Regions from separate parts of the Homo sapiens genome. Here region 1 is linked to region 2. The links are chromatin loops, found by intact Hi-C in ENCODE. Cell type or tissue: Caco-2. All regions are shown on one strand. Each heading gives the region's core, and the rest is flanking DNA. Links, peaks and the distances in the headings are about the cores only. Region 1 overlaps TANC1 (tetratricopeptide repeat, ankyrin repeat and coiled-coil containing 1). Region 2 overlaps WDSUB1 (WD repeat, sterile alpha motif and U-box domain containing 1).

Region 1 (5,379 bases), core at 151-5,150, 56 kb after region 2:
TACAGGTGCGAGCCACTGTGCCCGGCCGCTGTTACTAAATTCTAATACCTTGGGGCCCAGCGCATTACCATGGGTGCCCAGAATAACTTATCACTGGGCAGTCTCATAATAGTGCTTTTCCTGTCATCTTTCTAGTCAGATAATTTCTTAGAACTACAGGAAGAGCCGTTCTTAACAAATATTGCCATCTGCATCACTGATCTGGATGACGAAGTGGATTCTTTCAAGACAGTGCAACCAGAACAAAATACTGAAGGGCAGGGATGCTACAGCTGATCTGGACTGCAGGTACCATTCATATTTGTGTTATGCAAACAGGCCCATTGCCCTTACTGAGCAGACATTTAAAGTTCATCTCAGCGTGTCGGTATGTAAAACTGACATAAATACCATTAGCAGAATGGTATTTATGTCAGTTTTACATACCGAGGCACTGAGACAGAGGTGGGGGGGTTCCCATACCTAAAATGTTTGGAAACCAGGGTCCAATGTGATCCTATCTATACTCTGAGAATCTACACAAACCAGTTCTGGTCCCTGCTGTCCCAGGAATTCTCGCTGTAGTCTCTTCCTGCCACGATGATAACGTTAATGATTCCTACTAACATAAGGCTTGGGGTACTTTTATATTGTGAGAGACCAGAATATGCCACCCCAAAATATGCCTTTTCGCATAAAGATTTTGAGTTGATTATTTTGAGAGACTGCAGACACAGGAGATATCCCAAAAACAGATAAGTTATCCTCTTGTAAGACAAAATTCATGGGTGTCTTCCTTTCTATTACCAAGAAGAGAAGGATGACTACATCACTAGAGATTTCTATCAGTGGAGAATCTGGCTCTCAAACCTTACCTTTGTTAACTGCTTTTCTTGGGTACCTCCCCATAACTGGCCTTCCCCAAACCATTTATCTTTGTTTCAGGGAAATTTTTTTTTTTTTTTTTTTTTTGAGACGGTGTCTCGCCCTGTCACCCAGGCTGGAGTGCAGTAGCACAATCTCGGCTCACTGCAACCTCCGCCTCTTGGGTTCACGCCATTTTCCTGCCTCAGCCTCCTGGGTAGCTAGGATTACAGCATGTGCCACCACGCCTGGCTAATTTTTGTATTTTTAGTAGAGACAGGGTTTCACCATGTTGGCCAGGATGGTCTCCAACTCTTGACCTCGTGGATCTGCCTGCCTTGGCCTTCCAAAGTGCTGGGATTACAGGCGTGAACCACCATGCCCAGCCGGGATGATGGTTTTTAAGCCTAAAATCTAAGCCACCTCTTGGACACTGACTCATTTCTCTGGGTATCTCCCATGGATACAACACAAGATATACCTACTATTCAACTTCTGTTTGTGTTAATCTGTCTTTCGTTGCTGCAGTCTGTCCCAAGAACTGTGAAGGGTAGGGATGAAGTGATTTCTTCCTCTCCTACAATATACATTTTCTGGATTGATTTGATCGTGACCCTGAACACGCATGATTCTTACGCTAGAAGATCTGGGTATTGAACCACTACCTGGATCTGCTGCTGCTCTGCCATTTTCCTCTAGGCAAGGAACAACTCCCTCTTCCTCCTCTCCCTGGTTGACCAGAAGAAGGAATGAATCAAAACAAAGACGCATGGGCTCCACGCAGAGGCAGGGCCTTTGCATGATGCCATGCAAAGGAATAAACACAGGACTCTTCCATTTGATGAGATCTGAAGCAGCCAATCCACCACAGCATTCTGCTCTTTTATTTGGTAAACAAGCTTCATCTACATTATAAACGGGGCCTTTAAATCAGGATTTCTGTTAAAGCTGCTACTGAATTTTTGCAACAGCAGCACATCAGAAATGACAGTCCAGCACTAAAAATAGGGACCTCTGTTTCACAGGGGCATCAGAGAAACCACAAGTTGGAGCAACTGACAAGGGGCGAGTGCGCCACCCCGGGCATGGCAACTGGGTTGGACCCTGTCCTCCTTTTCCTTCACAACCCTTGCTATGTATTTGGTGACTCCCTCTTGAGGCAACTAAAAACCTGTAAGCACAGGCAGACTATGCTCAGGCTTAAAACAGATCACGTTCTACACACAAATTCCTGACAAGGCTCTCGTTTACAAATGATGCAGACAGACAACAAGATCTGTGTTTTCCTTTTTCTAAGCAGATTGAGTATTCTGGGGCCATCACGGCGAACTCCTGAGGCTCTGCCATTTTCAGGGGATCTCAAGTTTTAGCAGCCACAGGGACTTACGAACACAAGAGAGACTGAAGAATAGCCACCCACATGCTTAAGCAAACAGAACCATGGCTAAATTATGCTCAGGAATTCCAGCTATTCTGCTGCAAAGGCCGACCTCTGGTGCTGCCCACCAGGCTCCAGTGAGGGTTAATGCACCCCACCTGACCCGAAGGAAAAGAGGGCAGGGGAGGGCAGGAGAAGAGAATGCCTTGCTATGGGCAGTACCTTGCCTTCTGGCCAATGAAATACAAAGATGGAGAAAAAAAGACTTGGTATGAAATGGGAGCTCAAAAATCAACGTGAACAGATGGCACTTTTTAGGACTCAAATTGGACACAATTTCTTCTAGTTGTAAAATCCTTAACAAGATGGCATTTGTGAATTAGATTCCCATGAAAGCACATACCTCAGCAACACTGTCCTGTCTTGAGAAGGCAAGTAGGTTTGTAATGGCAGACGTTCATTTTAAGAACAACCTGACTGGCCAGGTGCAGTGGCTCATGCCTGTAATCCCAGCACTTTGGGAGGCTGTGGCGGGCAAGTCACCTGAGGTCAGGAGTTCAAGACCAGCCTGGCCAACATGGTGAAACCCTGCCTCTACTAAAAATACAAAAATTAGCCGGGAGTGGTGGCACGCGCCTATAATCCCAGCTACTTGGGAGGCTGAGCAAGAGAATCGCTTGAACCTGGGAGGCGGAGGTTGCAGTGAGCTGAGATTGTGCCATTGTACTCCAGCCTGGGCGACAGAGCAAGACTCCATCTTAAAAAAAAAAAAATTAAAAGATCAGGCATGGTGGCTCATGCCTGTAATCCCAGCACTTTGGGAGGCCGAGGCGTGCAGATCAGATCACGAGGTCAAGAGATCGAGACCATTCTGGCCAACATGGTGAAACCCTGTCTCTATTAAAAGTACAAAAATTAGCTGGGCGTGATGACACATTCCTGTAATCCCAGCTACTCGGGAAAGCTGAGGCAGGAGAATCACTTGAACCCAGGAGGCAGAGCTTGCAGTGAGCCGAGATCTCGCCACTGCACTCCAGCCTGGTGAAAGAGCAAGACACCATCTCAAAAAAAAACAAAAAACAAACAAACAAACAAAACCTGACAACAATCTGAACGTATTGGAAACAGCAGTGAGAGAGCTTTTTGCACCATAAAATGGATGGTTTGCAGGAATCTCTTATATATTAAAGTTCTCTGGGAAAAGATTTGATTTGCAAAAACTCAATTGTCAACTTGCCGGGGACACAGTCATTCCACAAACAGGGCTATTCCTAAAATTTTAAAGCAGATCTGTCACTCAAATTCACAGGATGTGCTCCCCAGGCTCAGGATCGCTTGGCTTACAGATCACAACAATGGGTCTGTATTCCCACCCACATTTGCTTTTGGACCCAACTTGGGGGCTTGGAGAGAAGGGCGGCAGGGTCAGCGCACACAGAAGCTGCTTCCCGCTGGCAGACTATGACCTTTTCATGCATTACCCACGGATGTATGAAAACCATTCTGCAAACTGGAACTGAGTACCTCCAGAGAACAGCTTGTACCTGCAGAACCCACTTCCTGCTAGCTGAGAGGGCACTGCGGGCAGGGCAGGGCAGGGCGGCTGGGCTCTGCTTGTATGCTTATATTCACATGTGCAATTTACTTGCTTGTATTCACATGTGCAATTTACTTCCTATTATCCTGGCCTCTCCCATATTTTAAAAAATGAGTGGAAAATGAAAAAAATGAGTGTCAACATTAATTGAAAGCAGCAGGGTCCTCACAAATGTCATCTAATTGTGGCCAAGGTGAGAACTGTGAGATGTGGTGAAGGCAGTGATGCTTGACCCTCAGTGGCAGGCCCGATGGCCACACCCTGCTCAACTGTAAAGGCAGAGAACACCAGGAAAGAGTGTGCCTGACACACTGCACATTTCTCAGCTACTTTATCTCAATGGTAAAATGTAATGAGGGATTTTAGGATTTTTTCTTTTTTTTAAACTCTGGGAATGACTGCCCACCCTGCCTTGGTAACTGACTCTAAGTGGCTATATGGCGGCTGACCGGTCAGGCTCGCTTTGCTGCCACTGGGAGCTCGGCCGTCACACTGAGGGCCTCAGGGAAGCTGGCCCCCACATTCCCTGGCTGAAAGCAGCAACCTTTCCCCAAAAGGCCAGGCAATGTGCCTTGCCTCCCCGCCCCACCTTCTAGAAATAGGACTAAGATTTACAGAAGCCAAATTTCATAGCTTCACTGTGTTCTTTGTTAGGCATTTCCTCCCGTCTCTGAGCGAGGGGAAGGCTTCTATTAGAAAGAAGAACATACTTTCCAAGAGCTATAAATTTTTCACCTCTACAAAGACAAGGCAGTTATCTAACCTAATCCTCAACAATTTAAAGGATAAAATGAAAGGTAATCAAGATGGCTCTTCCAGAAAACTGTACTTGCACTGGGAGACAAACACCCCAAGCCTTGGTGTCTGGGACAAGCCTCCAACACTGCCAGCCTCAACTGAAGCTTCTGCAGGCTGGGGCGCTGCTGCTCAGTGACCTCACAAATGGAAGCCAGCACTGCCCAGGTACAGTCACATGCTGTGTGATGATGTTTCAGTCAGCGACAGACTGCGTATACAATAGCACAGTGGTCTCATAAGATGATAATACCATATTTTTATACCTTCTCTATGTTTAGACATGTTTAGACACACAAGTATTTACCTTTGTGTTATAGCTGCCTACAGTATTCAGTACAGCAATATGCTGTACAGGCTTGGAGCCTGGGAGCAATAGGCTGTGCCATCCAGGCTTGTGTAAGTACACTGGAGGATTTTCACGCAATGACCAAATCGCCTAAGGATGCATCTCTCAGAACTATCTCATGCACGAATTTAAAAAGTTGTGGTTTTGAACACCTTCCTTATTGTTTCCCATTGGCAAAACTCTCCCAGGAGGGCCAGATCTCCCAATGGCCATGATGGGGCCTGCAGAAGCAGCCTGGCTGGAGCCAAGTATGGGGATTCTGTGTTATAAGGCAACAGGCATCAACCAAGCATCATGGAAAAATGTGGCTCCCTCTGCCGACAGACATGAACCCATTTTCACCGAGCTATCTAACAGAGGTGAATACAGGGCAGAATCCAAATCTGGGTAACCAGAACACTCCTGACCATGTTACAA
Region 2 (5,379 bases), core at 238-5,237:
CCAACCTTGCTTTGTTGGAACAAACAAATTTTAGGGTATATTATTGTTGTGTATTGCTATAGAAAAGTTAGTTTCATTCTAACTGTTGTTCCTTTGGATGTAATTCATGTGTTTTTCTCTGGCTGCTCATGAAATTTTCTGTTTTGAGGTTTTTGCATATCCACTTTGTATCTACATATGAGTTTCCTATTTAGTTTGCTTGGAATTCATTGAACTTCTTAAATCCTTGGAATGATATTGGGCAGGGCGTGGTGGTTCATGCCTGTAATCCCAGCACTTTGGGAGGCAGAGGCAGGCCTATCACTTGAGCTCAGGAGTTCAAGACCAGCCTGGCTAACATGGTGAAACCTCATCTCTACTAAAAATACAAAAATTAGCCAGGCATGATGGTGGGCACCTGTAATTCCAGCTACTCAGGAGGCTGAGGCAGGAGAGTTGCTTGAACCCAAGAGGTGGAGGTTGCAGTGAGCTGAGATCACACCACTGCACTCCAGCCTGGGTGACAGAGCAAGACTCCATCTCAAAAAAAAAAAAAAAAAAAAAAATCTGTGGAAAGATATTTTACCACTTTTGGAAAATTCTTATTTATTATCTCTTCAAGTATTGCCTCTGTTCCTTTCTTTCTGTCCTCTAATTCTGGGATTCCAATTAAAGGCACATTACACCTCACTGTAAACTTTATTCTCTCTTTTGTATTTATGCTTCTGTTTTGTTTGTTTGTTTGTTTTTTCCTGTTTCCTATGCTTCATTCTGGATGGTTTTCCCTTTCCTTTCTTCAGCTAATATATTAAACTGGTCCATTGAATTCTTAATTTTGCTTATTTTATTTTTTGGTCCTAGAATTCCTATTTGGCAATTTTTTTCAGTGGTGTCACTTTTTATGATTTCCAGTTCTGTGTTGAAGTTGTCAACCTTGGCTTTTATTTTTCAAAGCTTTATTCTGTTAGGCAATGGGCTGGAACATCGTTTCATGATTCAATTACTTTATACTCTTTTCCTTTTGAATACTTTTGTATATTTTCTCCTTGCCATTAGATTTTCTAAAACTTTCCTGTCTGATCTCACAGGTCATAGCATTCTGACCCACATTTATGGCTCTTCATAGCAACTTTCATTCCAGCTAAGATATTTAGGCTCCTAACCTCCATTTAGAATGTCTGGACTAAGGCTGATGGTTCTTTTTTTCCATATGCTCCAATTCTTGCCAAACAGCCAAATTACTAGTTATGTTGTTGTCATTATTGTAGATGTGGCTGTTTGATCTCTAAAGATGAAGATTATTCATCATCAAAAAGTATTTATAGTAATTGTCTTTTGACCTAGAATTTAAATCATTGGAAAGTTTAAACAAATAAAGTTGAACTCTGTCTGCTGTGTTAGGGGACAGGTTAGCTGACAGAATGATTATGTGCCCAGCTCTCTGCCAGTTGGAATAGGGCATAGAAAAGGAAGTATAAGACAGTGTTTGTGCTCTTGAAGACATTTTAAATCCCCTCTTTTCTATTTAGTAGTTGATGTTCATAGTGATGAACTAATAACACTGCAAGACCCTGACATGTACTTATCCTCTGAGTCATGGAGGAAGTGTTAAGTGATACTCAATATTGTGTTAAGTTCATTTTATAGCGGTATAATTCTTTGCCAGTTTGTATATATGTGTGTCTTAGTTAACATTGTATTTATGGAAATGTGTCTTTCCCAATCATTCTGGATAAATGGAAGTTTACATTATCAAGTGCTTTTGGGTATATGGTGTTGCTCAAGGTCACATTCAAATATTTTTCTGAATATTTCTAGTTTATTTGGACAAATATACAGGCAAATGAATGAGAAATGTAAATTAATAAACTTAATAAACATTTAGTTTTTAGAAGAATTGACAGGCATATTTAAATCATACTTAGTAGATAAAAATAGGTCAATTAGTTAATGATAGATTCTATTTGTGACTAAAAGTCAATGATAAGATAGAATGAATACGTATGGGAAAGAGGGAGACTAAAAAAAGTGAGTAGGATAAAACGAGGCTGTATATGAATATAAGTGGCTAGAGATGAAAAGTGAATGGACAGCAGAATGTGGTTGTAGGTCAGTATTGTGTACTAAGGGCTGGGTGTGGAGCTCATGCCTGTTATTCCAACACTTTGAGAGGTCAAAGCAGAAGGATCACTTGAGGCCAGGAGTTTGAGACCAGCCTGGACAACACAGTGAGACCCAGTCCCTACAAAAAAAAATTAAAGAAATTAGCTGGGCATAGGGGTGTGTGCCTGTAGTCTCAGCTACTTGGGAGGCTGAGGCAGGAGAATCCCCTGAGCCCAGGAGTTTGAGGCTGCAGCAACCTATGATCATGCCACTGCACTCCAGCCTGGGCAACAAAGTCAGAACTTGTCTCTTTAAAAAAAAAAAAAGAAAGAAAAAAGAGGTGTACTAATGAAGGTGTGTATGGCATAGATAGGGGTGGCCTTGGAAAAGGCAGTATAGAATTTCTATGCAGATATGGGAAGATTGAGGAACAGAAAGAGCATTCCAGGAGGCAGGAAATTCTTGAGTAGATCAAAATGTATAATAAACATTCAAATAAATAAGGAGAAATGAGGCCAGAAAAACAGATTGTAGAGATAACAGAGAACCTAGGATGGACCGGGCATGGTGGCTCATGCCTGTAATCCCACCACTTTGGGAGGCTGAGGCAGGAGGATCACTTGCGCCCAGGAGTTTGAGACCAGCCTGGGCAACATAGGAAGACCTGGTCTCTACAAATAATAAAAAGTTACCCAAGCATGGTGGCTTGCACCTGTGGTCCTAGCTCCTCAGGAGGCTGAGGTGGGAGGATCGCTTGAGCCTAGGCAGTGGAGGCTGCAGTGAGCCACAATCGTGCCACTAAACTCCAGCCTAGGCAACAGAGTGAAACCCTGACTCAAAACAAAAAACAACAAAAAAACCCCTGAGAACCTAGGATGGTGTTAGAACTTGTTCAAACCTTATATATTAAATTTAGGAGAACTTCTGAAACTTCTAAAGCAATTCTAACATGCAAAGCCTAGCTATAGGAGACTAGTGTCTAGAGATGAATATAAGTGGCTAGAGATGAAAAGTGAATGGACAACAGAATGCGGTTATAGGTCAGAATAGAGAAGTGAAGAATTGAATCATGATTTAGGTCAGTGGTTCTTATACTTTTTGGTCTTAAGATTCCTTCACATTCTTAAAAGTAAGATTCCTTGGCCAGGCGCGGTGGCTCACGCCTGTAATCCCAGCACTTTGGGAGGCCGAGGCGGGCGGATCATGAGGTCAGGAGATCAAGACCATCCTGGCTAACATGGTGAAACCCCATCTGTACTAAAAATACAAAAAATTAGCCGGGCGTTGTGGCGGGTGCCTGTAGTCCCAGCTACTCGGGAGGCTGAGGCAGGAGAGTGGCGTGAACCCGGGAGGCGGTGCTTGCGGTGAGTCCAGATCGTGCCACCACACTCCAGCCTGGGCGACAGAGCAAGACTCTGTCTCAAAAAAAAAGTAAGGTTCCTTGACACTCTTAAAAGTTATTACCCTAAAGAGCTTTTGCTTATATGGGTTACATCTATCACTATTTATAATACTAGAAAATACAATCGAGAATATTCTGAAATATTTTAAATTCATTTAAAAGCAATAGATTATTGCATATTAGCTTTTTGAGGAAAAAATAAATAGTGAAAAGAGTGGCATTGTTCTACATTTTTGAAGATCTTTTTAATGTCTGGCATAGCAGAAGACAGCTGGATTTTCACATCTGCTTCACATATTCCACCAGCCCTCAGAGCTGTGATGGCGTTACAGGTCCTGTAGCAAAATACGCAAGAGGTTTTTCCCTTGGTCTTTCTCCACTTCTGTCCCCTAATAACTTTGCTCCAGCCCCTTAGCAGAATTTGTCTTTTGTTCCACCCTACTTCTCTTGATCTAGCCAGATACAACAAACATTATATATATCAGCCGCTGTTAAAACAGGAAGAGTCAGTCTTTTTTTTGGGACAGGGTCTCCTCTGTCACCCAGGCTGGAGTGTGATGGCACTATCATGGCTTACTGCAGCCCTGACCTCCTGGCCTCAAGTGATCCTCCCACCTCAGTCTCCTGAGTAGCTGGGACTACACTTGCAGGCCACCATGCTTGGCTAAGTTTTGTATTTTTTGTAGAGTCAGGGATCTCATTCCTGGGCTCAAGTGATCCTCCCACCTTGGCCTCCCAAAGTGTTGGGATTACAGGCATGAGTCACCACACCTAGCCGGGTCAGTCTTTGTAATTCAAATAAAGTCTGCCTGTTTCCAGAAGGTCTCAGAGTTTAGGATTCCTTGGAAATGAGTTTTTAAAATGCCCACAGTTGTGTGTGAGAGACAGGAAGAAAAGAGAGAGAGTGAGTGTGTGTGTGTGTGTGTGTGTGTGGTGTGTGTGCTTGCTTTAGAGATAAGGCCTCACTCCATTACCCAGGCTGGAGTGGCTCACTGGAGCCTTGACTTCCTGGGCTCAAACAGTCATCCCACTTCAGCCTCTCAAGTAGCTGGAACTATAGGTGTGTGCAACCAGGCCCAGCCAGTTAGGAGTTGTTTTTTTTTGTTGTTGTTGTTGTTGTTGTTTTATTTTTTTTTTTTTTTGAGATGGAGTTTCGCTCTTGTTACCCAGTCTGGACTGCAATGGCGCGATCTCAGCTCACTGCAACCTCTGCCTTCCAGGTTCAAGTGCTTCTCCTGCGTCAGCCTCCCAAGTAGCTGGGATTACAGGTGCCCGCGACCATGCCTGGCTAATTTTTGTATTTTTAGTAGAGACAGGGTTTCACCATGTTGGCCAGGCTGGTCTCGAACTCCTGACCTCAGGTGATCCGCCTACCTCAGCCTCCCAAAGTGCTGTGATTAGAAATGTGAACCACTGCGCCTGGCCCTTTTCCTTTTCTTGAGTTGAAAACCAATGAGAGGGCAATACGGGACTGGGTAACATGACTTTTGATCGGCAACCCACTTGCCCACCTGCTCTTGGGCAGCATGGACCACTGCAGTCTTCCCCTGCCAGTGCAGATCAGAAAAAAGAGAAAATCCAGAAGGGGCTCAGCTCCATGGCCCAGCGCTTGCCCCACACTCTCCAGTTATTTGTCATTTATTTTCCGCTAGGCATGAGAGGGAGGAAAGAGGCCAAGAATCTTACCCCAGAAGGGGTGGGAAATAGGTTTCTCCTCTCCCCAACAAGACAGTTGTTTATATTTTATCTATTTTGTAAGTAAATGATAGAGTTTATTGTCACGAGTTAGGAGTGCTTTCATGAACAGCCCCCTCTTGCTCAGCAATGACTAGCTGAAGAAGGCTTAACGTTATCTTTCCCAAAATGCAAATCATGTTTTTTCTCTACAATATTGC

What was found. Hi-C counts contacts between places; a loop is a spot of excess contacts. Peaks named below come from ENCODE experiments on the same cell type or tissue, not always from the same donor. Only the 100,000 strongest peaks of a DNase experiment are listed, where the experiment ranks them.
Region 1: it touches region 2 in a loop (2.3-fold over the local background); 1 of 110 quality-filtered maps calls a loop at or near these places.

Annotation. Positions count from the first base shown.
Region 1 is chr2:159,208,492-159,213,870 of GRCh38, reverse strand. All of the region lies in intron 19 of TANC1 (tetratricopeptide repeat, ankyrin repeat and coiled-coil containing 1), which reads right to left. Among named protein-coding and RNA genes, the nearest start is that of MIR6888, 24 kb to the right of the region's middle. RefSeq lists enhancers at 1,910-2,524, 3,829-4,048. In Caco-2, for the core only: no CTCF peak of the experiment used is centred there; DNase peaks (open chromatin) are centred at 1,989 and 2,350; H3K4me3 peaks cover 433 bases.
Region 2 is chr2:159,264,332-159,269,710 of GRCh38, reverse strand. All of the region lies in intron 5 of WDSUB1 (WD repeat, sterile alpha motif and U-box domain containing 1), which reads left to right. Among named protein-coding and RNA genes, the nearest start is that of WDSUB1, 20 kb to the left of the region's middle. In Caco-2, for the core only: no CTCF peak of the experiment used is centred there; no DNase peak of the experiment used is centred there.